Linked DNA regions of Homo sapiens: all the other regions are linked to region 3. The links are chromatin loops, found by intact Hi-C in ENCODE. Cell type or tissue: heart right ventricle. All regions are shown on one strand.

Region 1 (8,000 bases), 50 kb before region 3:
CATACCCAGTGATAGGATTTCGGGGCCAAATAGTAATTCTATTTTTAGTTCTTTGAGAAATCTCCAAACTGCTTTCCACGCTGGCTGAACTAATTTATATTCCTGCCAACGTTGTGTGAGTGTACCCTTTTCCCAGAAACCTCACCAACATCTGTTAATTTTTGTCTTTTTAGTAATAGCCATTCTGACTAGTATGACCTGGTATCTCAGTATGATTTTGATTTGCATTTCTCTAATGATTAGAGATATTGAGCATTTGTTTCATATGTTTGTTGGCCACATGTAGGTCTTCTTTTGGGAAATATTTGTTCATATCCTTTGCCACTTTTCCTAATGCGGTTATTTGTTTTTTGCTTGTTGAATTGTTTGAGTTCCTTATAGATTATGGATATTACACCTTTGTCAGATGCATAGTTTGCAAGTAGTTTCTCCCATTCTGTAGGTTGTCTGTTTACTCTGTTGATAGTTTATTTTGTTGTGCAGAAGCTCTTTAGTTTAATTATGTCCCACTCATCAATTTTTGTTTTTGTTGCAATTACTTTTGGGGACTTTTAGTTATAAATTCTTTACCAAGGCCAATATCTGGAAAGGTAGTTTCTAGGCTTGCTCCTAGGATTTTTATAGTTTTAGACTCTAGATTTTTATAGATGGTCTATAACCATCTGATCTTCACTGAAATTGACAATAAGAAGCAATGGGGAAAAGACTCCCTATTCAATAAATGGCACTAGGGTAACTGGCTAGTCATATACAGAAGAATGAAACTGGGCCCTTACATTTCACCATATACAAAAATTAACTCAAGAAGGATTAAAAACTTACCACTCTCTTGACATCATTCATGAGCTCCTAGAATTCAGGGGCTTTGGTTTATTTATTGTTATATCCCCAAAGGTGGTAAACAGCCAAAAAAGTAAAGAACAAAAGCAAAAATCACCATAATATATTTTCTTAAAGGCAGAGATGTGGAAAGGAAGATAAATTTTTGGTGCTCCTTTTACTAAAAATTTTACTTTGGCGATCTCTCCAGCTTATGGGGGAAGAAGGAAGAAGCTACACGAAAGCCTGTTCTTTGGTTCTTTGAGGAAAAAGTGTTGTATTTCCCTCCCTCGATACAGAAATGTTGGATATTACCTTGCAGCAATTACCACCTTTTTCCTTGTTGGTAGAAACTTTGAATCTGTGGCTCGTTCACAGTCCCAGGAGGTAAATTGTGATTGACTTAAGTGACAACCTCATTCACATTCCTAGGAAATGGTTTGAGGCTGAGTTCTGGCTAATGGGATCTGAGGGTATCTTATTTGAAGATTTGGGGAGAGATTTTCCTCACTAAAACAAAGAAAACCCTAGGGTGAAATGCTGCTATTTTTGACTAGAGGTTGTTGAGTTAGTGTGTGAGACCTGGAACATCTGCAGTCATCTTGCAGCCAAGAGGAGATTTTGCTCTCATGCTACCGAGATGGAAAAAGCCCCTGGCTCTTGAGGACATAGTAGGATCATGGATTTACCTAGGCTTGAACTTGTCTTTCTTCTGGACTTATTATAAAATAATCTTTTATTTTAACTTCTATTAGTTGGGTCTACTCTTCTTATAGTCAGAAGTACCACAATTGATGCACCTACAATTTTTTTTGTAACATTTTTCTCAATCATTTCCCCAGTATTAGCTGAGGTCCTCCCTAAACTGTGGGGAGGAGGTAGAGGGGTTGTTTCAGTGGAAGGAGAATGAGTGATGAGACCTATCGAATGTGTTAAATAGCTTTCATTTGCCCTTCCAGATCCATTTTCCACTGTTTTGTATTCTGCTCTAAGCTCCAAAGTAGGAACAGGGATAACCTATATGGACAGTCTCTGTTTTCTCATGTTATTGAGAAGGACAATAACGAACACCTTTTTGAGCTTCCAAATTATATGTTAATGTATGATTCTCTCCAAAGGCTTCTCATCAAACGTCATTTGACCCATAGTCTTCTTTTTAATTTTTCCCAAGATCGACTCCCAAGAAAATATTTCCCAAGAAAATATCAGTCAGGGTCCCAACAAGAAACAGGTGACTCACTCAAATTTGGATAATTTGAAGAAGGTTTACTTACAAAAGTGTGCAGGGTGGTGGACCTCAAGCAGATTGAAATCCAATATCAGTTAGAAGCCTAATTCTTTCCAGTGTTGTGAAATTAAATATCACCCATATTCCTCTCAGCTAAATTCTTCCCTTTCTTCTAGAAGGATTTTAAGTTACACCTTTTCTGGAAAGTTTCCCCATCCTTCTGCTTTAGTCTGTTCTCACAATGCTATAGAGAACTACCGGAGACTGGGGAATTTATGAAGAAAAGAGGTTTAATTAACTCACAGTTGGGCAGGCTTAACAGGAAGCATGACTGGGAGGCCTCCGGAAACTTACAATCATGGTAGAAGGCAAAGGGGAACCAAGCACATCAAACCATGGGAGCACAGGAGAGAGGGAAATGCCACACACTCTTCAACCATCAGATCTCGTGAGAACTCTCTCATTATCACAAGAACAGCAAGGGGGAAATCTGCCTCCATGATCCCATCACCTCCCACCAGGTCCCTCCCTCAACATTGGGAATTACAATTCAACATGAGATTTGGGTGGGGACAGAGAGCCAAATCATATCACCTTCACTAACCAAAACTTACTGAGATTTTGACTTATAGTTGGACTCTACATTGATATTCATGCTCAACATATTGGAATTCCTTCGGAACAGAGAACACATACCTATGAAACCTGTCATTAAACTGGGTAGTAACACCAATATAATTGTATACTTTATTAAGATACATTTAAATTTTGGTAAAATATACTTAATTTACCATTTTAACCATTTTTAGTGTACTAGCTCTATAGCATTACTTACATTCACATTGTCATGCAACCATCATCACCATCCATCTCCAGACCTTTTTCTTCATCTGAAACTGAAACTCTATACCCATCAAAAAATAATTTTAAACACCTATTTAGTAGCATGCAATTTAGAAAAATGAATAGACTTTGTTTTGAGACAGGGTCTTTCTCTGTTGTCCAGGCTGGAATGCAGTGGCATGATCACGGCTCACTGCAGCCTTGACCTCCTAGTCTCAAACGATTCTCCCATCTCAGTCCCCCAAGTCACTGGAACTACAGGTGTGTGCCACCACACCTGGCCTTTTGTATTTTTTGTGGAGACAGGGTTTTGCCATGTTGCCCAGGCTGTAGACTTTGTTTTTTAGAGTATGTTTAGATTTACAGAAAATTTAAGCCCACAGTACAGAGTTCCCATCTCCCCATTATTAACATCTTACATTTGTAGGGTACATTAGCTACAATTAATTAACCAATATTGATAAATTATTATTAACTGAAGCCCATACTTAATTCAGGTGCCTTTAGTCTTTATCTAATTATCTTTTTATCTTTCAGGAACACATCCAGGACACTACATTACATTTATTTGTCACGTTTCCTTGGGTGCTCTTCATTGTGACAGTTTTTCAGACTTTTTTTATGACCTTGACAGTTGTGAGAATTATTGGTCAGTTACTTTGTAGAACGTCCATCAGCTGGGATTTGTTTGATGTTTTCTTTTTTGTTATTTTATTTTTTAGTTTTTAAATATTTTATTTCATTTCCTGCCCACACATGGATGTCTGATATTTTCATGATTAGACTGAGGTAATGGGTTATTGGGAGGAAGGCCACAGATGCTAAGTACCATTGTCATCATATCACATCAAGGGTACATACTATCAACGTGATCTATCACTGTTGATTTTGAATTTGACCACCTGGCTGTAGTGCTGTTTGTGAGATTTCTCCACTATCAAGTTTCTCCCCTCCCTTCCACATTGTACTCTTTGAAAGGAGGTCACTGTGCAAAACTCACACTTAAGGAGGAGAGAGTTATGGAGTTAATTTTTAAATGATTGTGGGGACATTTTCTGAAGCATCTGCCCAGTTCACATGACCTCCCCCTCCCTAGTAACTGCTCACTCTCAAATCCATAAGGATACCCTGCCAATTCCTCTCTTAAGCAGCCAGAATTGTTCTGTGAAATCCTTTTCTCTTGGTCACAATGATTGGAGAACATAGGGTCGATAGGATTCTTTCCTCAGGTGCTGGAAATGTTAGGGTAAGTCAGGCTTTCTGTGTGCCCAAGTTCGATACAAAGCTACTAAATTAATGACTACTTAATAATATCCTTTGATTGACTAATAATTATACAAAAGCCTAGTTAAAATACTTCCAACATTGTTGATTGTCTCCCTATCATCCATTCCTCCTTCCCACGTTTACCACATAAACCCAATTTTATGTTTAATGCAACACACTCTCTACTCTCTATTATGCAACTCACATGCCCCAAGGATGGATTCCCACCCCTAGCTCCAGGAGGGGGCCCAATTGCTCCAAGAGTAATCCCCTTTTTCTTGCCTGTCATAAGTTCGGGAATAGACACGTGATCCAATTAAGGACAATGAGATGTGCAGAAAGTTTGCTAGAGCCTCCCAGGAGAGGTTTTCTTTGCTCTTTTGCTGTTGCTTTGAAGTGACCTATCTCTTCTGGATGTTGTCACATATTAAGACTGGGACCATTGCACACATCTTCCTTCCAGCCCGAGGAGGCAGCTGGCACACAAAGGAGGAAAACTTAAAAAATGCCAGGGAGATGGAACAAGAACCTTGTGAATGCCCAACCTATCTCTAGACCAGGGCCACTCAAAATGTAGGGTGTCTGGGAACTGTTTGTTACCATTCTATGATGACATAGACATAGAAATTGAGAGACATGCTTAGGAATTTTTGTAGGGATTTGATATTGCAATCGCCTCCAAGTGTGTGGTCAATGCACTTATCTAGCCAAATAGGCTCTAGACTAGTTGGGGTGTTGTCCAACAAATGGATGAGTTGTAAGTTGTGCAAACTGTGTACAAATCTTGTGCTTTATAACCATGTAGCAATCTGCACTGAATTGAAAAATTAAATCAATTCAAGAACAACTGTCCACAGATATTTTGAGAAACACTGCTACAGACTTCAATGATTATGTGAGTCAATTAATTTCCCCATCATTTAAGACAATAAGGATTTTCTTTTCTCCAATTCACAGCCCAAAGTATCTTATGTTATACTGTAGTGAATCTAGTAAAAAGACAAGAGACCACATAGATATTTGTGGTAGGGTATACATGTAATTAAATAAATGTCTATATATGTGTGTACGTGTTTTCACCTAACTCTGTACTGGGTAACCATTTCTCAATGTTAGTGATTGTAAAAATTTGAAAAAGAGAAGCTATTTTGGTATCTATTGCTAGCTGCTGGCACTTCCCAGTTCTAGTTCTTTGATTTGAATATGATGCCATGATGTAACACATGGGAGAGATACTAGAAGAACCAAAGTTCCATTTGTATCTCTAGGGAGAACTCATAAGAGTAAGGAGAGTTGACTATATGTCATCTTCCAATTATATTTTTAACTTCATACTTCAAAACTTTTCTAGTTTTGAGAGAAAGTCAATGCAATTTTTTTTTTGAGACAGAATTTTGCTCTTGTTGCCCAGGCTGGAGTTCAGTGGTGCGATCTCAACTCACTGCAACTTCTGCCTCCCAGGTTCAAGTGATTCTCCTGCCTCGGCCTCCCGAATAGTTGGGATTACAGGCGTCCACCACTATGCCCGGCTGATTTTTGTATTTTTAGTAGAGACGGGGTTTCACTGTGTTGGGCAGGCTGGTCTCAAACTCTTGACCTCAGGTGATCTGCCTGCCTCAGCCTCCCAAAGTGCTGGGATTGCAGGTGTGAGCCACCGTGCCCAGCCCAATGTAATTTTTATAAGTTTTGGGGGTCATAACCTTTAAGGGGTTATCAGAATTCTAATTTGTAAAAGCATTATTTATAAGTTACAAAAATTACACTTTGCAATTCTTATTATTTTCCTAGAGATACAAAGAAAGGGCTATAACGAAATTATGATTGTGTGCTAACAAATAGAATAGATGCCTTTGTTAATGGAGGTAAAACATTTTTGTGACCATTCTTTTTTGATATTATTTTGATCCCAATGGAATGTTTTTAGAGTCTCAGATTATTTTTCACGTGCGGAATGACTATTTCATTTACCATACCAAAGATAGTCTTTAAGCTAGTGATCTGGGAAAGATTGCTGTGTGAAATTAAAAACTTTATTCTTGCAACAATGATGAAATGGGCACATCTTTTTAGCCTTGATGGAATGAAGCCACATGACAATTAATTTATAGTATGCATTGCCTCAGCCATTAAGAGCTTTGGAAGGACTCCTGGTGTTGAAGGATGAGGCAGATGGGGTGTTCTAGAGAACTAGAGAGTTTATTTTGGCTTCAAAGCTGGTTACTATTATAAGAGATAGAAAACTGGGCAATAGCAAGCTGCAGCAGAAGGGACGGCCTCAACAGATGAGCCTGATGTATTATTTTAAGAACTTTCTTCCAAAGCCAAGTCATAACACCTCATTGCTTTGTACGAAATAAAAACACACTTTCTTTACAGGACTTGCTTTCCTTGAAAATGATAAAGATCAATTGCATGAATAGGGATTTTATTTTAATATAAATATGTGGAGCTCTTAATTAATTTACACAATAAAATATATTGTTATGTGCCTTGTTGGTATAGCTGTATCACTATACAAGTGGCATTCTGTAACTGGTCCTCTGGTTCCATTAAAAAAATTTGGTTGTGGCCAGGCATGGTGGCTCACGCCTATAATCCCAGCATTTTGAGAGGCCAAGGTAGGCAGATTACTTGAGGTCAGGAGTTCGAGACCAGCCTGGCCAGCATGGTGAAACCCTGTCTCTACTAAAAATACAAAACTTAGCCAGATATGGTGGCATGCACCTGTAATCCCAGCTACTTGGGAGACTGAGGAAGGAGAATTACTTGAACCTAGGAGGCGGAGGTTGTAGTGAGCTGAGATCAAGCCACTGCACTCCAGCCTAGGTGACAGAGTGAGATTCTGTCTCAAAAAAAAAAAATTGGTTGTATGCTTGAGACAGTAATGTTCACTAAATATTCCATGGGCTCCCCTAGTTCTTCATCTCACTCATAGTTGAACTGGGGCCATGTATCTAGATCAGGCTGATGGGCCATGAGAAAAATGAATTTTTGTCACTTTTGGACTGAGACAGTTAAAAACAGGCATAGGCTTTTCATCATCTTCTTCTTTTGTGTGACCATTTTGACATGGAGGAGCCACACAACGGAAGCAGCCTCTATCTTTAGTCATTACATCAAAAAAACATCCCTGGAGAGCTCTTTACCTGCACTAGACATTTTGTGAATAGTGGAAGTTGACTTGTGCTGTGACACCCCAGTGAGATTTGGGTGTCTATTTGTTACCACAGCATGGGCTAGTGTTATACTGACTTTTATCCATAGTTATAAATTTCTGTTCTTTATAAATTACCCAGGCTCTGGTATTTTGTATGTGTTTGTCCATTTGCACTGCTATAACAAAATACCAGAGGCTGGGTCATTCATAAAGAATAGAAATTTATTTCTTACAGTTCTGGAGGCTGGGAAGTCCAAGATCAAGGTGCCAGCAGACTTGGTGTCTAGTAGGGGCTGTGCTGTCTGCTTGCATGATGGCACCTTGTGACTGTGTCCTCATATGGCAGAAGGTGCAGGGGCAAAAAGGGCAGAATCCTGGTGAAGCTTCTTTGATAAATGCCTTAATCCCATTCAAGAGGGAGATGCCCTTATGAGCAAATCACCTCCTTAAGGCCCTACATCTTAATATTATTACATTGGAAACTAAGTTTCAACATGAATTTTAGAGGAGCACAAACATTCGATTGTGACAGAATTGGTAACTACTAACCAATTTACCACTTGCAGTGTGTAGATAATCCCCAGAAGCAGAGAGACTGATATGTGCTGTAGATGTGGGTGCACGGTTGAGTTCCCAGGGGCCCTATTGTGCATCGCTCATTGGCCTCTGTACTGTTTCCATGTGTGC
Region 2 (8,000 bases), 820 kb before region 3:
ATCACTTGAACCCAGGAGGTGGAGGTTACAGTGAGCCGAGATCGCCCCACTGCCCTCCAGGCTGGTCAACAAGAGTGAAACTCCATCTCATTAAAAAAAAAAAAAAAAAAAAAGCATTTCCCTTCACAGTTTCCATTTCGTAGGTTTCTCCTACAAAGTTCCCTGTCCCCATCACCACAGGGAAGAGAGGGGAGGCCCAGACCACCTGTCCCAGGGCCCGGTTGACACACATGTCCCTGCTTTGCAGTGGCTGGTAGATGGAACCGAGATCCTGTCCGCCAGCTGGTGCCTTGGGGCAGAGACGGCCTTGCCATCCATGCTGCTCAGCCTGTTTTCGTCTTCAGGAAGGTTGAACTTCAGTAAGTCCGGAGTCTGACTCAGGTCCTTGATTTGATTTACAAACCTGGAAAGGATCTGGAATAAGTCCCACCCAGCTACTAACAGGCACAACTAGTCGTTAGTTGCTAAGGACCTACAGCAGGAGCGAGAGAGTGTGCGTGCGTGCGTGCGTGCGTGGGTGCTTGTGTGTGTGTGCCCATCTTCCCTAATGAGTGTACAGAAAGATGAAACAGATGAGCCCACTAGGGAGGTCCAGGAAGGCACCAAGTCAGTAGCAGAGGGCGGTGGCTCCCAAACCACAGCAGTGACCAACACGGGACATGGAGGTAAATCGGAGTGTGCAGGCTTTCTGTGGTGTGGCCTGGGAGGTGCCTCTGGCAAGTGGAGACGGGCAAATTGCCTGCAGGCGGGAGGGGTCGGGCAGCAGGCAGGTGCTGGCAAGAAGCGGACACAGGGAGAGACCCTGCAGCCTGGGTGAACGCGTGCTTTCGGGAGGGTGGGGCTGCAGCGAGACTGCAGGGCGAGGGTGGAAACACATCATGCTCCTGGTTCTTCCCTTCCTTGAGCTGTGAGCTTGGGCAGGCCGCTGGAGGCGTCAACGTCACCATTTGTAAAATAAAGACAGTGCCCGCTTCCCAGGGTTGGGGTAAGGCCCTTGTGGTGCCAAGAAAGGCCCCTGGGTGAGCCCTTGCCCTGTGCTAGTTGTTCTACCCATGCTTACCGAGCATGCACCAAGGGCAGACACATGCCAGGCAGGTGGGATACCTCCCAGAACAAAAAGAAGCCAGACCCCTGCCTCTGTGCACACTCGCATTCTCGCAGCAGCCGATGAACCATAAGCAACAAATGGGCTGAATAAGGAAATTATGGAAAATGATGTGGTATAGTAGGAGGTGTTGGGTGCCATGGATCTAAAAAAAAAAAAATAGAGCAGAGGGACAGAGGTTGTGACTGAAAAGGATGGTCAGAGGGCGCTTCCTGGGATGGTGGCATGTGAGCAGCCACTTCAACAAGGTGAGGGCAGAGAGTGCCTGGCAGAGGGGCAGCCGTGCAAAGGCCGGAGGCGGGGCATGCCTGGTGTCTTTGAGAGGCCAGCACACAGGATCAGGGGGAGTGAGGGAGAGCCAGAGCCCAGCACACAGGATCAGGGGAGTGAGGGGAGCGAGAGGCCGGCATACAGGATGTGGGGAGGGGGAAGGAGGGAGAGCGAGAGGTCAGCACACAGGATCAGGGGAGTGAGGGGAGCGAGTTGCTGAGGGCGGAGAGAAAGGGTGTGTCTTTCATGTTGGGCAGGCCAGGGTGAAAGCCTGGGCTTTTGAGATGTCTACAGAGGGTTTTGAGCCTAGAAGTCACGTGACTGCTGTGTGGCAGGACCCCTCTAGCTACTGTCTTAAGAATAAAGTGATCTGGGCGTGGTGGCGCGTCTGTAGTCCCAGCCACTTGGGTACTTGGGAGGCTGAGGCAGGTGGATTACTTGGAGCCTAGAAGTTGGAGACCAGCCTGGGAAACATAGGGAGACCGCATCTCTACAAAAAATTTAAACATTAGCCAGGTATGGTGGCACACATCTGTGATCCCAGCTCCTCAGGAAGCTGAGGTAGGAGGATTCCTTGAGCCAAGGAGTTCGGAGCAGTGGTGAGCCACGATCGCACCACTGCACTCCAGCCTGGGCGACAGAGCGAGACTCCGTCTCAAAAAAAAAAAAAAAAAAAAAAAGAATAAACTGAAAGGGGCCAAGTGTCCATGCAGGTTCCCAAGTGACCTTCCAGGAGGGTGGCTCTGGCTAGGTAGGTGGCAGTGTGGTGGTGAGAAGTGGTGGGATTCTGGATATACTTTGGAGGTTGATGGAGCCAACAGGATTCTCTGACAGATGAAATGTGGGAGACAAGAGAAAGATATTTGCTACTTTCAGCATGGCCTGTTCTAAGGGCTTTGAGCATTTTATTCATTTAATACCCTGAGCAGCCCTTGGAGGTAAGCATATCAGCATCCTCATGCCACAGATGAGGAAACTGAGGCACACTGTGGTTCAATAACTTGCTCGAGATCCTACAACTCTGTAAGTGACAGAGACAAACCCAAGCTTGATGATGGCTTTCCTGTGCCTCTGTTCTCTCGAATTCTGAGAGTGCCTGCACCTTGGGAGGAAGCAGAGAGTCAATGTTTGTTTCCAACAGAGAGGTGACTGCAGTAGTCTGTGATTGAAACAGAAACCACAGTTGGGAAGTAGGAAATCCAAGTTCCCATCTGCCTTCCTGGTTAACTAGTCTAGGTATAGACTTCCAGTCTGTAATCATATCAAGGTGGAATTGCTAAGAAGAGCATGTTTTCTGTCTCTCCCTCTCTCTCTCCCCACCGCCCCTCAGCTCACCTTTATAAATCTGTTATTTGCCTGATGTGTTTCTTCAGAAAGAACTCGAGGACACTTCCAATCCCCTTCACACCTCCACTGTCATAGGAGCAGGGAAGGCCTTGGAGACAGGCAGCCCCATCTGCGACGCAAGGACCTGCGCTGCCTCTCAGGGAATAGCACAGAACGGTGGTGAGAACGGAGGTCGCAGAGTCCAAGATTTGGATTTAAGTCCCTAAGTAGGGAGCTCTTAGGACCTGTGTGATAATGGGCAAGTTCTTAGAATTCTGAGCCTCAGTCCTCTCTCTGAAATATGGGGATAATGGTAGTGTCAATGTCAGAGAGGTGTTGCCAGAATTTGCATTAAGGGGACCGAACAACTGCCCTCGTTGGTCCAGGACTGAGAGGATTCTCAGGACAGTCCTTGGCCAAACAGGATGAGTTGGTCACTTTAATTTAATAAGACAATCTATGTAAAGTGCTTGGACTTGGCTCATTGAAGTGCTCTTAGATGCTCCAATGATAGTATCTCTTCAACAACATTTATTTAGTAAGCACCTACTATGTGTTCAATGCTGTATGATACACTGGGGGTAAAACATAGATAAAGCCCTGCCCTCAAGGAGTTTGCAGGTGTTCACGGAATGCTCAGAGCAAATCCTTGGGGTCCAACCATGACAGGGTTAATAGTGGGGCTGTGTCTAAATGGGAGGACAAAGGTCAGGCACTTCTCTCAGCTGTCCCCAGCAGAAGCCACCAAACAGAGCAGTGACCTCAGTGGCTTCCTGTTTCGAAAACATGGGCGTCTGAGAAGCCGGATGGCCCCAGGGTGTGGTCAAATGACCACAGGTGCTTTGCCAAATGGCTCTGGGCAAGCCCAGCTCCCGGAGCTTTTCTTTAGACTGAGTGAGGTCCGGGCAAACTGTTTGCAAGTTCCCCAGATTGGCCACAAGATGGCAGGAAAGCACATTTGTAGGAAAACATGGCAACAAAAGGCTTTTCTCAATGTCAGAAATTAGGAATTTTTTGTGCGTACACATCAGAAGGCCTGTCCGAAACTGAGTATTTGTATTTCTAGAAGTTTCAATCTTGGGACTGGCCATAGCGGACTTACAGTCTGTCTGGACTCAGGTAGGGATTCCAGCAGGGATCGCAATTCCTCCAGATGGCACCAGACATCTTGTGGAAGCAACGGGCTTTACCTGAATTAGGAGAAATTCAGGAAAGAAATTCACATTGACAAAGCACTTCCTACATGCCAGGGTTTGCATTATTTTACATATGTCCTCATCTATTCATTCATTCAACAAATATTTAGTAAGCATTACTATTTTCTAGGCACGGATGTAGGCCAGATAAACTGACAGAGAGTCTAACGTCAGGTGTGGATAAGTGTCACAAAGCAGAAACAAAGAGAGTAGGGAGGCAGAGAGTAATGAAGGCTGATATTTTAGTCAACTCTGATGAGTATTCTATTAATTTCAGTATTTGAAGAACCTTTTGAAGGACTCCAACCTGGAGGCCCATTGTACAGCAGAATTCAGAGAAATCCTTCTAAAACTATGTTGGGTATTGACCATTTTTGGTTTGGGTTAAAAAACAAAAAACAAAACAAAACAAAAAACTATGTTGGGGTCCCCTTCATCTCACCACTTTGTCACCTCCTGTACCCCATATCATCTTCTTTCTTGACTTAGAAAGAAGACCCTTTTTTTGGTGGGGTACTTTTCTGTAGTGACTTCCTGAGAAAGGTAATAGGGGAGGTAAACTTTTTCTAGGGTCTTGCAGGTCTGAAAATGTTTGAATTCTCCCTTCTCTTTTGCTTGACATTTGACTGTGTATAGAATTCCAGCTGGAGACCATTTTTCCTGGTAATTTTTTTTAAAGAGATGGACCCTCACCATGTTGCCCAGGCTGGCATGCAGTGGCTATGCCCAAGTACGATCCCACTATTGATCAGCATAGGAGTTTTGACCTGCTCCAGTTCCAATCTGGGCCAATTCACCCTTTCCTAGACAATCTGGTGGTCCCCCACCCCCAGGAGGTCACTATATTGATGCTGAACTTAGCGTGGACACCCGATTGGCATAGCACACTACAGCCCAGAACTCCTGAGCTCAAGCGATCCTCCCCCATCAGCCTCCTGAATAGCTGGGACTACAGGCATACACCACCATGCCCAGTGTTCCCCGGCAATTTTGAAAGTATCACTCCACTGTTCCAGCTTTCAATGCTTCAGCTATTGAAAAGCCCAAGGCATTCTGATTGTTATGGATCTTGTGTGTAAGAATGTTTTTCTCTCCAGAAGCTTGTAGAATCATCTGTTGGGTTCTAGAAATTTGAAATTTCATGATGATATATCTGGCATGGGCCCATTTTTAACCATTGTGCTGATGCTCCAGTGGCCCTTTCAAACTGGAAACTCATGTCCTTTGATTGTGGGACATTTTTATGAATTTTTCATTTTTAATTTTCTCCCTTCCACTTCCTCTGTTCTCTCTGGACTCCTGTTATTTAGAGGTTAGTCCTCCTTGACCAGCTCTCTAATTTTCTTATCCTTTCTCTCCTACTTCTTTTTCTCACTTTTTTTTTTTTTTTTTTTTGAGACAGTCTAACTCTATCTTCCAGGCTGGAGTACAGTGGCATGATCTCGGCTCACTGCAAGCTCCACCTCCCAGGTTCAAGCCATTCTCCTGCCTCAGCCTCCCGAGTAGCTGGGATTACAGGTGCTTGCCAACGCACCCAGCTAATTTTTTGTATTTTTAGTAGAGACAGGGTTTCACCATGTTGGCCAAGCTGGTCTCGAACTCCTGACCTTAAGAGATCCACCTGCCTTGGCCTCCCAAAGTGCTGGGATTACAGGTGTGAGCCACCGTGCCCAGCCTCTACTTTGAGATTGCTTCAGCTATGCTCTAAGCTCTCTCATGTATTTTTTACTTCCTTCATCAAGTCTTCAATCCAAAGGGCTTTTTAATTACCTGAATTGTTATTGATTATAGTATCCAGCTTGTACTTCTTGATTACAGTGTCTTCTCTTAGAAGTTTCAGACAGTTGACATACGGATTTTGAAGTTTTTTTACCCTACGTAATCTCTATTTTCCCCAAGTTGCCTTTTTTTCTGATGTGCTTGTTTTTTGGTATGTTTTTCAAATAGCAGATCTCATTCGATGTCTTATGACCCTTGGCTGTCTGCTCTATGTTTAAGAGTAGGGGTAGACAAAGGAATATAAATCATTCTATTATAAGGACACCTGCACACATATGTTCATCGCAGCACTATTCACAATAGCAAAGACAGGGAATCAACCCAAATGCCCATGAATGATACACTGGATAAAGAAAATGTGGTCCATACTGTGAACCCAGAACATCTGAGACAGGCCTCAATTAATTTAGAAAGTTTATTTTGCCAAGGTTGAGGACGCGCCTGTGACGCAGCCTCAGGAGGTCCTGATAACATGCGCCCAAGACGGTCAAGGCACAGCTTGGTTTTATACATTTAGGGAGACATGAGGCATCAATGATATAGGTAAGAAGTACATTGGTTCCATCTGGAAAGGCGGGACAACTTGAAGCGAAGGCAGGAAGACTCGAAGCAGGGAGGGAGCGTCCAGGTCACAGATAAGAGAGGGCATTGTCTTTGGACTAGGGCGCTGTGTCTTAAGTCCCACCGGCTTCTCCATGAGACCCACACAGGCTTTGCCTGAGTTTCGCTCCTGCCTCTGGACGAGGTTACTGTGCTCAGTGGTTTGCCCTTAACAACTCAGGCGTCCCCTTGCGCTTTTAGATTTAGGCCTTAAAAATTAGCATGTAATTATGGAAATCACTCAGTCACTTGATTATGACCTCAAAGGCAGGGCTCTTAGTATCCAAATGAAATATTGGGAATTGAAAAATATATCTTAGAATGAAGCAAATTGCCAAATTCCAGTAAAACTCTGAAGATTGCAGTGCCTTCTATCGGTTTTAATCTATGAACCAAACATTTCCAAGGATGGATGACCCAGATTTAGCATAATAGTTCTGCTAGGGAACACAGCCATCAATTACTACCCCTCTCTGAATAAGCAGGGCTCTCATTCTCATTACACTGTAAAAATGATTAAGTAGTGGCCTCCATGAGAAATGTGAAATGTTTTTCAATTAAAAGATAAATTTGAGGGAAATGATTTTATTTATAGATGATAATAACCATATTAGTCAAATTAATGAATTTGTGTTCAACAGGAGTCCAATAAATCATATTTCCATATTGCAAGAATTATTCTGACTTTCCTCACTGTACAGATTTGCACATATTACAATGGTTAGAACTGGGACTTTTAGGACCAAATGAGATGAAAGATCACTATTACAACAAAGAACCAGTTATAAGAATAACAGTTGCTGCCATTTATCCAGCCCTCCTCACGCCTGACCCATATGCCTTCATGCACGTGGTCTCCCCAGTAGCCCTACAGGATTGCCTCTGTTATTGCCTCACTTTTCAGATGGAGCCCAGGTTCTGCTAAATGACAGGCCACATTTTGGCCATTATGCTCTTCATCCTAAGGTTTCACTTATTTAAAACTAAATCCAAGATTTGATTCTTAGAAGGGCTATAATTCAGTTGTAATTAATAAGGACCCAGATTACAAAGTCGAGCATGAGACTGGAAAAGAAGAATATTCGACAACGAAGACAGATTTTCCCTCAATCAACTTGTAAAGTTAACACACTCCATATAAAAATACTGGAAGCTTTTGTTTCTTCAATTGATTGATTTCATTTTGGAACTAGATAATTCTAAGTTTACAGGGACAAGTAGACATGGAAAAATGTCAGGAAAACTAAAAAGAAGAGCGTCGAGGAGAGACGACTGTATGAGGCATCAAGGATGGTGGAGAGTGTGATGTTTCGTCCTCTCTCAAGCTAACAAGTTACCCTGCACAGTTTCATGATGCCAGTAGAAGACATGAGATTCCTGGGGAAAGCCACGTGTCCGCATTATCAACATTTTCTTGTGTGGGTTTCCCAGCCCCTGATTCCCATAAGGTGACATAGAATGGGCCAGGGGACACCGGCATGTACTGTGTATTACACTAAGGGAAGGAGCTCTGAGCCTAGGAAAGCCAAATCTTTTACGGTGGGCATAGGCGTGCCTGTCCTTCACTTCAGGGAGCCACCATCTCTATCTTTCAAGGCTGTTTGCCATCTAAATATCCTCATAAAGACAGTCTGGACCAAAGGCATCTTCAGCTCACAAGATGTGGAAAACTGCAAGAGACCCAAAGACAATGGTCTACATCCTCTTTACTTAAAACAGGAAAT
Region 3 (8,000 bases):
TTGCTCTTGTTGCACAGGCTGGAGTGCAATGGTGCCATCTTGGCTCAGTGCAACCTCTGCCTCCTGGGTTCAAGAGATTCTCCTGCCTCAGCCTCCCAAGTAGCTGGGATTACAGGCATGCACCACCATGCCTGGCTAATTTTTGTATTTTTAGTAGAGAAGAGGTTTCACCATGTTGGTCAGGCTGGTAGTTTTAGCAGAGATGAGGTTTCACCATGTTGATCAGGCTGGTCTCAAGCTCCTGACCTCAGGTGATCTGTCTGCTGTGGCCTCCTAAAGTGCTGGGATTACAGGCGTGAGCCCCCATTCTCAGCCCTGTCCTGTTTTCTCTTTTCTATCTCAAACTTTTTTACTCTTCAGTGAAAGTTTTATTGAAGCATAAAATACATTAAAAAGTACAAAAATTAGAGGTGTTCAGTCTGATGAATATTCACAAACAGAAATCCCTGTTTAACCAGCACCAAGACCCAGGAACAGAACAGCCCCAGCACCCCCAAAGCCTCCTTAGGCCCCCTTTGGGTCACTGTCTGCCTCTTATCAAGGGTAAACACTATCTTCACTTCTTTCACCATAGATTAGTGTGACCCGCTTTTCAAATGTGTAAAAATGAAGCCATACTCTAATTCTCTTTCACTCCACATTATGTTCGTGAAATTCATCCATGCTGTATGTATTGTAATTTGTTCATTCTTATTGCAGTATAGTATTCCATTGTATGCATTCCAGCTAGAACTTTCATTAGAAGCATGTTGGACCTTCTTTCCTATCCTCCATATCGCTTAACTTCTCTTTCGTATTTTCTGTCTTTTAATTCTCTGTGCTTCATGCTGTGTAAATTCCTCAGCTCTTCCTTCATGTTCACTGGGTTTCTACTCAGCTACCTCAAATTTGTGGCTTAATCCATCAATTGAATTTTTTATTTCAATGACAATCTTTTTTCACAAATTTAAAAGTTCTATTTGACCCCCTTAAAATATACTTGCTCTTTTTTCAGAATGTTTATCTATGTGTTTAATTTTTTAATTCTATTTTTAAAATTAATCTTAAACATATTTATTTATACTCAGATGGCTCTGTTAAATGAAACTTTAGAGGATCTAATCTTGATATTTGTTGTATATGCAGACTTTTGTTCTTGGTGCATTTTTTTTCTTGTGAATTTTATAATCTTGAATTGAGAGCTGATTTTCCAGTGGGATTTTACATCTAGGACTGCAGTGCGGTCTTGTTGGGGGATATGCTCTTTGGAAAGGTTTTATGTATACTTCTTCCTGGAGCCTCAGAGGTATCATAAGATTGGGGCTAGCTTTTCTATTAATTTGTTGAATTTCTTGGATTAAAGGTATCTAGAGTATACAGGTGTGTTTATATATGTATATATATACTCTAACATATATATACACACATATACGCGTATACATATATATAATTGGGCTTGAGTAAGGTCCAAGTGTTGGTTCTGAATCCTCAGGGGATATTCCCCCTTCCCCCTCAGAATGCAATAATGAGACAGACAACAATCTTTACCCAACAAACTATTTGCAATCCAGAGAAATTTTAAAAGTGACACAGTACTGTGACTTACACAACCAGGGCACCAGACTCCAAGACAAAAGAAGTGAACGCTAGAACCCAAGAATGAGTCCCAAGACTGGGACTTTAGAGAGTCTTGTTGGAGGAATGGGGCAGGATAGAATCTACACATTAAGCAAGGATTGGGAATAGGATATCAGAGAGCAGAACAACCTATGAGCAGGTGAAGCGGAAGGGGAGGTTCTGGAGCTAATTCTCATTGCTGTGAGCACTCGCATCGGGATCACGTTCAAAACTTCTTTACGCCAGGCTGGCGCCCTTCCCTGGACTGGGCCAGGTTCTTAATTGCACAGAATCTGGCCAGTCTTCATTTGCAAAATTTTGAATTATGGGAAGTTGTCTTCAGCAGCATCCTTTGGTCCTTTCTGACATTTACCCCCCACCCCCCGCCACTTGCTACAGCTGCTCTCTTCCCCGCCAATTCAATGCCTCCAGAACAAGGGTCTTAACCTCAACTGCCTATGGGGAGTGGTTGAAGAGGCAGCTAACTTAAATTAATAAAACTAGACAGGATGGTGACTTTAGAGATGCAGAGCTCCAGGGGGATGGGGCTCCTCTACTCCAGCTTATTGTTGTTAAGTTCCAGCACCGCCTGGGTTACAAATCTGGATTAAAAAAAAAATCTAAAAATGTTGGCAACTCATTCAATTTAAAAATGTGCTTTGCTCACCAAAAACACAGCTGTGGCCACATATGGCTTGCAGGCCACTAGTTTACTGCCTCTGCTCTGAGCTGCCTTTCAGAACCTTCCAGGGGACTGAATCCCCTGATTCCATGGCAGCCCTTCCTCCTTCCAGGCCTGCTGGTCAAATAATGCCTCTCACTGTACACATCGTCTGTACTCTCAATTCCCCACCAAACTCCCCATTCCTTGAGTGACCATGTTTGAACATACTCCTACTGGTGGTGAGTTCTCCCAGAGTATGTCGGACCGAATCATAGTGTGTAACATTGGCGGGGAAACCAAGGGAAGAGTATTTTGTTTGATGCAGGTCATGTAGGGTGTCAATGGAGTGTGGGCTTCGCAGCCACATGCTCATGATCCTGCCTCTCTACTGACCAGCTGAGTGATCCTGTCCAAGAGGCTTCATCTCTCAAAGCCTTGGTTTTCTCATCTGCACGATCTGGAGAATAATTCCTGGCAGTGTTGTTGTAAAGCTATTTTAATTTCTGTTGTATAGTCAATGCTTATTTTTGCTCAGACTATGGGAATTCTGCAGTTGAAAGGGCCCTTGGAAATCGCCTGTCAATCCTGTCACCATGCAGATGTAGAAATGAGAGGGTTTGGTTCCAGGAATTAGTCCAAGGTCTCAGCTAGCCAAATTAAGAATTAGTTTGCAAAAAATTTTTTAATGATATATTTTATGGTAGAATTGGCTATAATATCCCATAGCTCATCCATGCAGCAATATGAATTAATTATTAAAGCAGGACTATTGCTCCAAAATCTATCAATTAGAGTACTGGGGAGAGAAACTGGGTACTCACATTTCTTTCATTTATTATCTGTGCAACAGTCACTTAATCTCTCTAAGACTCATTTTGGCATTAAAAAAGGCATTATGATAAGTTCTTTGCCGTCTGAGTGTTACTCTGAGCGCTATTGATGCGTTATTTCACAAACTTGCAGCACACACGTGGTCTCATCATCTCTTAAAAAATGAAAACTAACCCAAGATCATTATTAAAATTTTTTTTAGAGGCGAGGTCTGTCTATGTTGCCCAGGTTGGCCTCGAATGCCCAGGCTTGAGCAATCTTCCTGCCTTAGCCTCACAAGTGGCTGGGGTTACAGGCCACACCACCACACCCAGCTCCGAAGTCATTCTTGACTAGCAGAAAGGCTGGTATCTCCTTCTTAGGGCTACCTGCTCCCCCAGTTGTTTAAAAACTTGAGGGTTATAGTGTCTAAGGTGGGAGGTGGTAGGGAGTTGGGTGGTGAAGCCAAAGTTTAATCAGTTCGCCGTTGCCACAGCTCCTCCTTGCCACACCGTGTCAATGTCAGAGCCACCTCTAAGTCCCCCAGGGACTTTCCAGAAGTTAGGGAGGAATGCCCGTCTGGGCATGCACAGCCCTGTGGACTCTTTGTGTGGCACAGGAAATCTGGGCAAGATCTCAGCTCCTACTTGCTTCTGTGAGCCTCACGTCCAACATCCCAAGTGGTGGCCCTGGTAGGGAGGACGCCTGGTCCAGCACCATCTGACAGAGATGCTGACCTGGTGCAGACTGAGTTCTGTGCTCATTACTGTGGTTCTCTGAGGGAGGACCCAGCCCCTGCCCTCCTTGTGCTCCTGAGTTTACAGCTTTCATAGCTCAGCTGTTTCACTTCTTCTGGCGGCCATTCCAGGAGGCAAGAGACACCTGGGGAGCACCTGTGTCATCTCTTCCTCCTCCTTGGGGAACCACAAACTTCACCGTCAGAATACAGAGGGCCTGAGTTCTGCCCCTTTGGTAAATTCTAGGGCCAACAGCCCTTCTTCCAAGGGCCTGAATACCTACAGGAAGGCCTCCTCCTGAGAGTGCTGGTGGGACTTACCCTCTTGATATTGATACAAGTAGCTCCTAGAACATGCTATGACTGAGCAAAACCAAAAAACCCAATGCAAATTAAAGCTCCTTAGAGCCATCTTGATACACGTAGGCATCATATCGTATTAGATATTTAAAAAAAAATCTGCAGTTAATGCTGTAAATCAGGTGGAATGTGAAATCAGCTGGCGGCTTCATAATCCTCCAAGGAGCTGGACCTTCTGGGAAACCCTGCAATCCTTTTTTGGACTGGCTCTCATTTGCATATGAAATTGAGGGTGCTTCGACATCCTTCGAGCCGGGTTGCACAAGTCTTAGCTGGCCTCCCTTGTGACCGAGAAACAGGGGCCCAGCCTGGGGTCAGGGCCTGGAATTGCTTCCTTTGGGACTCAGCCAAGCGCAGGCCTTCCACATTAGCATTAGTGCTTTCTTCCATCAGAATTCAGCTGCCCCCCAGAGCCAGTCCCTGTGCCAGAATCCAGACAACCACTAGATCCATGGTAGATTACTGTAAACAGTAGAGTTTTTTTTTGTTTGTATGTTTGGAATTCTAGCAAGACTGACCAATTTAAAAAAACTCTCAGAGCTCAGTGAAAGCAAACCAAGGATTAAGTGAAAACACCAGCAAACAAAATCGATAAATCAGTAACTTAAAGAATGGACCTTCGAGGCCTGCTGTTCAGAGTGCTTTGCCAAGTGACGTAAGAGCCAATGACTTGAGATGCAGAAGAAAAGTTGGGAATGATTTTCCTTAGCGGGAATTCATTTATTTTGCGTGTGCGCTGACAGTGAAGGGCTGAAAGCAATGCTATATCGCCCCCTAGTGCCAAATATACGCACATTATCTATGCTGCTTGGGCTCCAACATTGCCATGGCCTTCTCCAAATAAAGCCAATGCATTTTGATGAAATCTAACTGCAACAAATCACATGTGACAGATACTAAAAACAATTATTCCAAGACTTTCCCTGGCTTCTATTTTATTTTAGTTTTTATTTCTCATCTTAAACTTTTATTAAAATATATTTGACTGATTAAAGCAAAGATAGTAACCATGTCTAACATATGTGGAAATAAAATTATTGATAACAACAGCACAAAGATCGGAAGGCAAAGATTGAATTACCTTGCTGTAATGTTCATATATTATACATTAATCCGTAACATACAAAGGAAATGATTCCAGAAAAGCATATCTAAAAGAATATTATAATTGTGAGATATTCTTTTCTAAATTTTAATTTTTTCCAGATTTATTAAGGTATAATTGACAAGTGAAAATTGTATATGTTTATGGTATAACATTCAATGTTTTGATATAGGTATACATTGTGAAATGACTAAATCAAACTAATTAACGTATCCATCTCCTCACATTCTTATCACGCTTTTGTGTTGAGAGCATTTAAGAGCTAATCTTTTAGCCTTTTTTTTTTTTTTTTTGAGATGGAGTCTCCTCTGTCATCCAGGCTGGAGGGCAGTGGCGCGATCTTGGTTCACTGCAACCTCCGCCTCCCAGGTTCAAACAATTCTCCTGCCTCAGCCTCCCGAGTAGCTGGGACTACAGGTGCCTGCCACCATTCCTGGCTAGTTTTCCTATTTTTAGTGGAGATGGGGTTTCACCATGTTGGCCAGGATGGTCTCGAACTCCTGACCTCAGGTGATCCACCTGCCTCGGCCTCCCAAAGTGCTGGGATTACAGATATGAGCCACTGCACCTGGGCCACAATTTTCAAGCATACATTGCTATTATTAACATTTGTTAACTATAGTCACCAGGCTGTAAAATAGCTCTCCAGAATTTATTCCTGTGGTCTAACCAAAGCTTGATACTCTTTAACCAACATCTTCCCGTTTCTACTTCCTCTTTCCCTGTAGCCACCATTTTACTCTCTGTTTCTATATGATTTGACATTTAACACTCCACATGTAAGTGAGATCATGTGGTGTTTGTCTTTCTGTGCCTGGCTTATTTCATTTAACATTATATTATGTCCTCTAGGCTCATCCATGTTGTTGCAAACACAAGGTTTCCTTTTTTTAGTGGCTGAATAGTATTCCATTGTGTATTTACACCATATTTTCTTTATCCACTCATCTGTTGCTGGACACTTAGGTTGATTTCCTATTTTGGCTATTGTGAGTAATGCTGCAGTAAACACAGGCATGTAGATAACTCTTTGACATGCTGATTTCATATCTTTTGTATATATAGCCAGTAGTGGGACTGCTGGATCATATGCTAGTTCTATTTTTAATTTTTGAGGAACCTCCATATTGTTTTCCGTACTGGCTTTACCTATTTATGTTCCCACCAATAATGTACAAGGGTTCCCTCTTCTCTACATCCTTGCCAACACCTGTTATCATTTTTTTTTTTTATAACAGCCATACTGACAGGTGTGGGGTAATACCTCATTGTGGTTTTAACTTGCATTTTCCTGACAATTAATGGTGTTGAGCATTTTTTTTCACATGTCGACCTTCTGATTTCTATGTCTTAATTGCACTGATCATGGAAAAGGAGTGAGAAGATCTGGGGAACTCACAATATATTTGGGAAGTTGAAATTCGATTGCATGTGAAATGGCAGGAAGTGAGCAAGAGGAGAGAAAAGTCTGGATGAGCAGGAGGGAGGGTGTCCGGAGCCAGTTCAGAAAGCCCCACCCTTGTCTTGTTTTTGGAGAAAGAAAGCAACGATTAGGGTCTTTAGGGAGAGAGAGTCTAATGGAAATTTTTAGGAAATTTTGCTATTTACTCTTCAAGGATTTTTGTTGTTTGACTTGCAATGAGTCACAGGACTAAGCTAGACCTTAAATCAGTAGCAAGCAGGCCACATTTCATTTGTGTTACACATTAAAATATGACATCTCATGCTGTTTTGATATTTTTGGTAGCTGCGTGGGTGAAGGACTAGAGGGGATAGATGTGTCAGAAGAACAGTGGGATTCATTAATAAACACTGCCAAATATCTATTGGGCCTTCCTTACATGCCAAGCACCTTCCTAATTGTGCCCTAATGGAAGAGAAAATGGAAGTATCATGGATTTCTGGGAGAAGGGGGAGTGAAATGAGATGGAAAGAAGGTTAACTGAGGTGACAAGGCCACTGATGGAAGTAGAAAGTTAATGAGCCAAGAGCCCTTATAATGGATCTCTGGCCAGTGTCTGCTTCCTCCCCTCTCTGGGACACTGCTTGATGTCAGCACCACTGCAGGGCAGGACCATTTTTTGAAAAGCAGTGTGAGTTTCTCTTCATGAGATTTGCAAATACATGTCATATTTAAGTCAAATAAGCTGATGTTTTTCTCCATGGAACTGTATTATTAGTAAATATCAAATAAGACTGTTACGTAGCTCTGTGTCAACTTTCCAGCACTTTAGCAGTCTCTGAATGGCTACTATACTGCCCATTCATTTTTCCACCCATTCACCCATCCACCCACTCATCCACCCACCAGTCCATCCATCCATCCATCCATCCATCCACCCATCCATCTACTTACCTACCCTCACGTCCATTCACCTATGCATCCATCCAACAATCTACCCACCCATCTATCCATTCATCTACCCACCCACCCACCCATTTTTCCATCAAACCATGTATCCACCTACCCACCCATCTATGCATCCCATCCACTCATCCATCTATCCACCCACCCATTCATCCACTCATTAATCGATCCTCCCATCCACCCAACCATTCATCTAACCATCTATCCATCCACCCATTTTTCCATCCAACCATCTAACCATCCATGTACCCAACCATCTATCCATCCATCCATCTATCCATCCATCCATCCATCCATCCACCCATCCACCCATCCACACTTCCACGCATTTATTGATCCTTCCATCTACCCAGCCATTAAT

The links. Hi-C counts contacts between places; a loop is a spot of excess contacts. Peaks named below come from ENCODE experiments on the same cell type or tissue, not always from the same donor. Only the 100,000 strongest peaks of a DNase experiment are listed, where the experiment ranks them.
Region 1: a loop joins it to region 3, with 2.7 times the contacts of the local background. A loop is called at or near these places in 29 of 110 quality-filtered maps.
Region 2: a loop joins it to region 3, with 10 times the contacts of the local background. A loop is called at or near these places in 64 of 110 quality-filtered maps.

The regions. Positions count from the first base shown.
Region 1 is chr13:97,902,600-97,910,599 of GRCh38, reverse strand. No RefSeq gene overlaps it. Among named protein-coding and RNA genes, the nearest start is that of IPO5, 47 kb to the left of the region's middle. In heart right ventricle, no CTCF peak of the experiment used is centred here; no DNase peak of the experiment used is centred here; H3K27ac peaks cover 753 bases.
Region 2 is chr13:98,668,853-98,676,852 of GRCh38, reverse strand. It overlaps the pseudogene RN7SL60P. Among named protein-coding and RNA genes, the nearest start is that of SLC15A1, 80 kb to the left of the region's middle. In heart right ventricle, a CTCF peak has its summit at 3,640 (motif pointing right); a DNase peak (open chromatin) is centred at 3,502; H3K4me3 peaks cover 328 bases; H3K27ac peaks cover 906 bases.
Region 3 is chr13:97,852,632-97,860,631 of GRCh38, reverse strand. No RefSeq gene overlaps it. Among named protein-coding and RNA genes, the nearest start is that of IPO5, 97 kb to the left of the region's middle. RefSeq lists enhancers at 3,816-3,915, 3,936-4,055, 4,086-4,155. In heart right ventricle, a CTCF peak has its summit at 4,941 (motif pointing left); a DNase peak (open chromatin) is centred at 4,906; H3K27ac peaks cover 394 bases.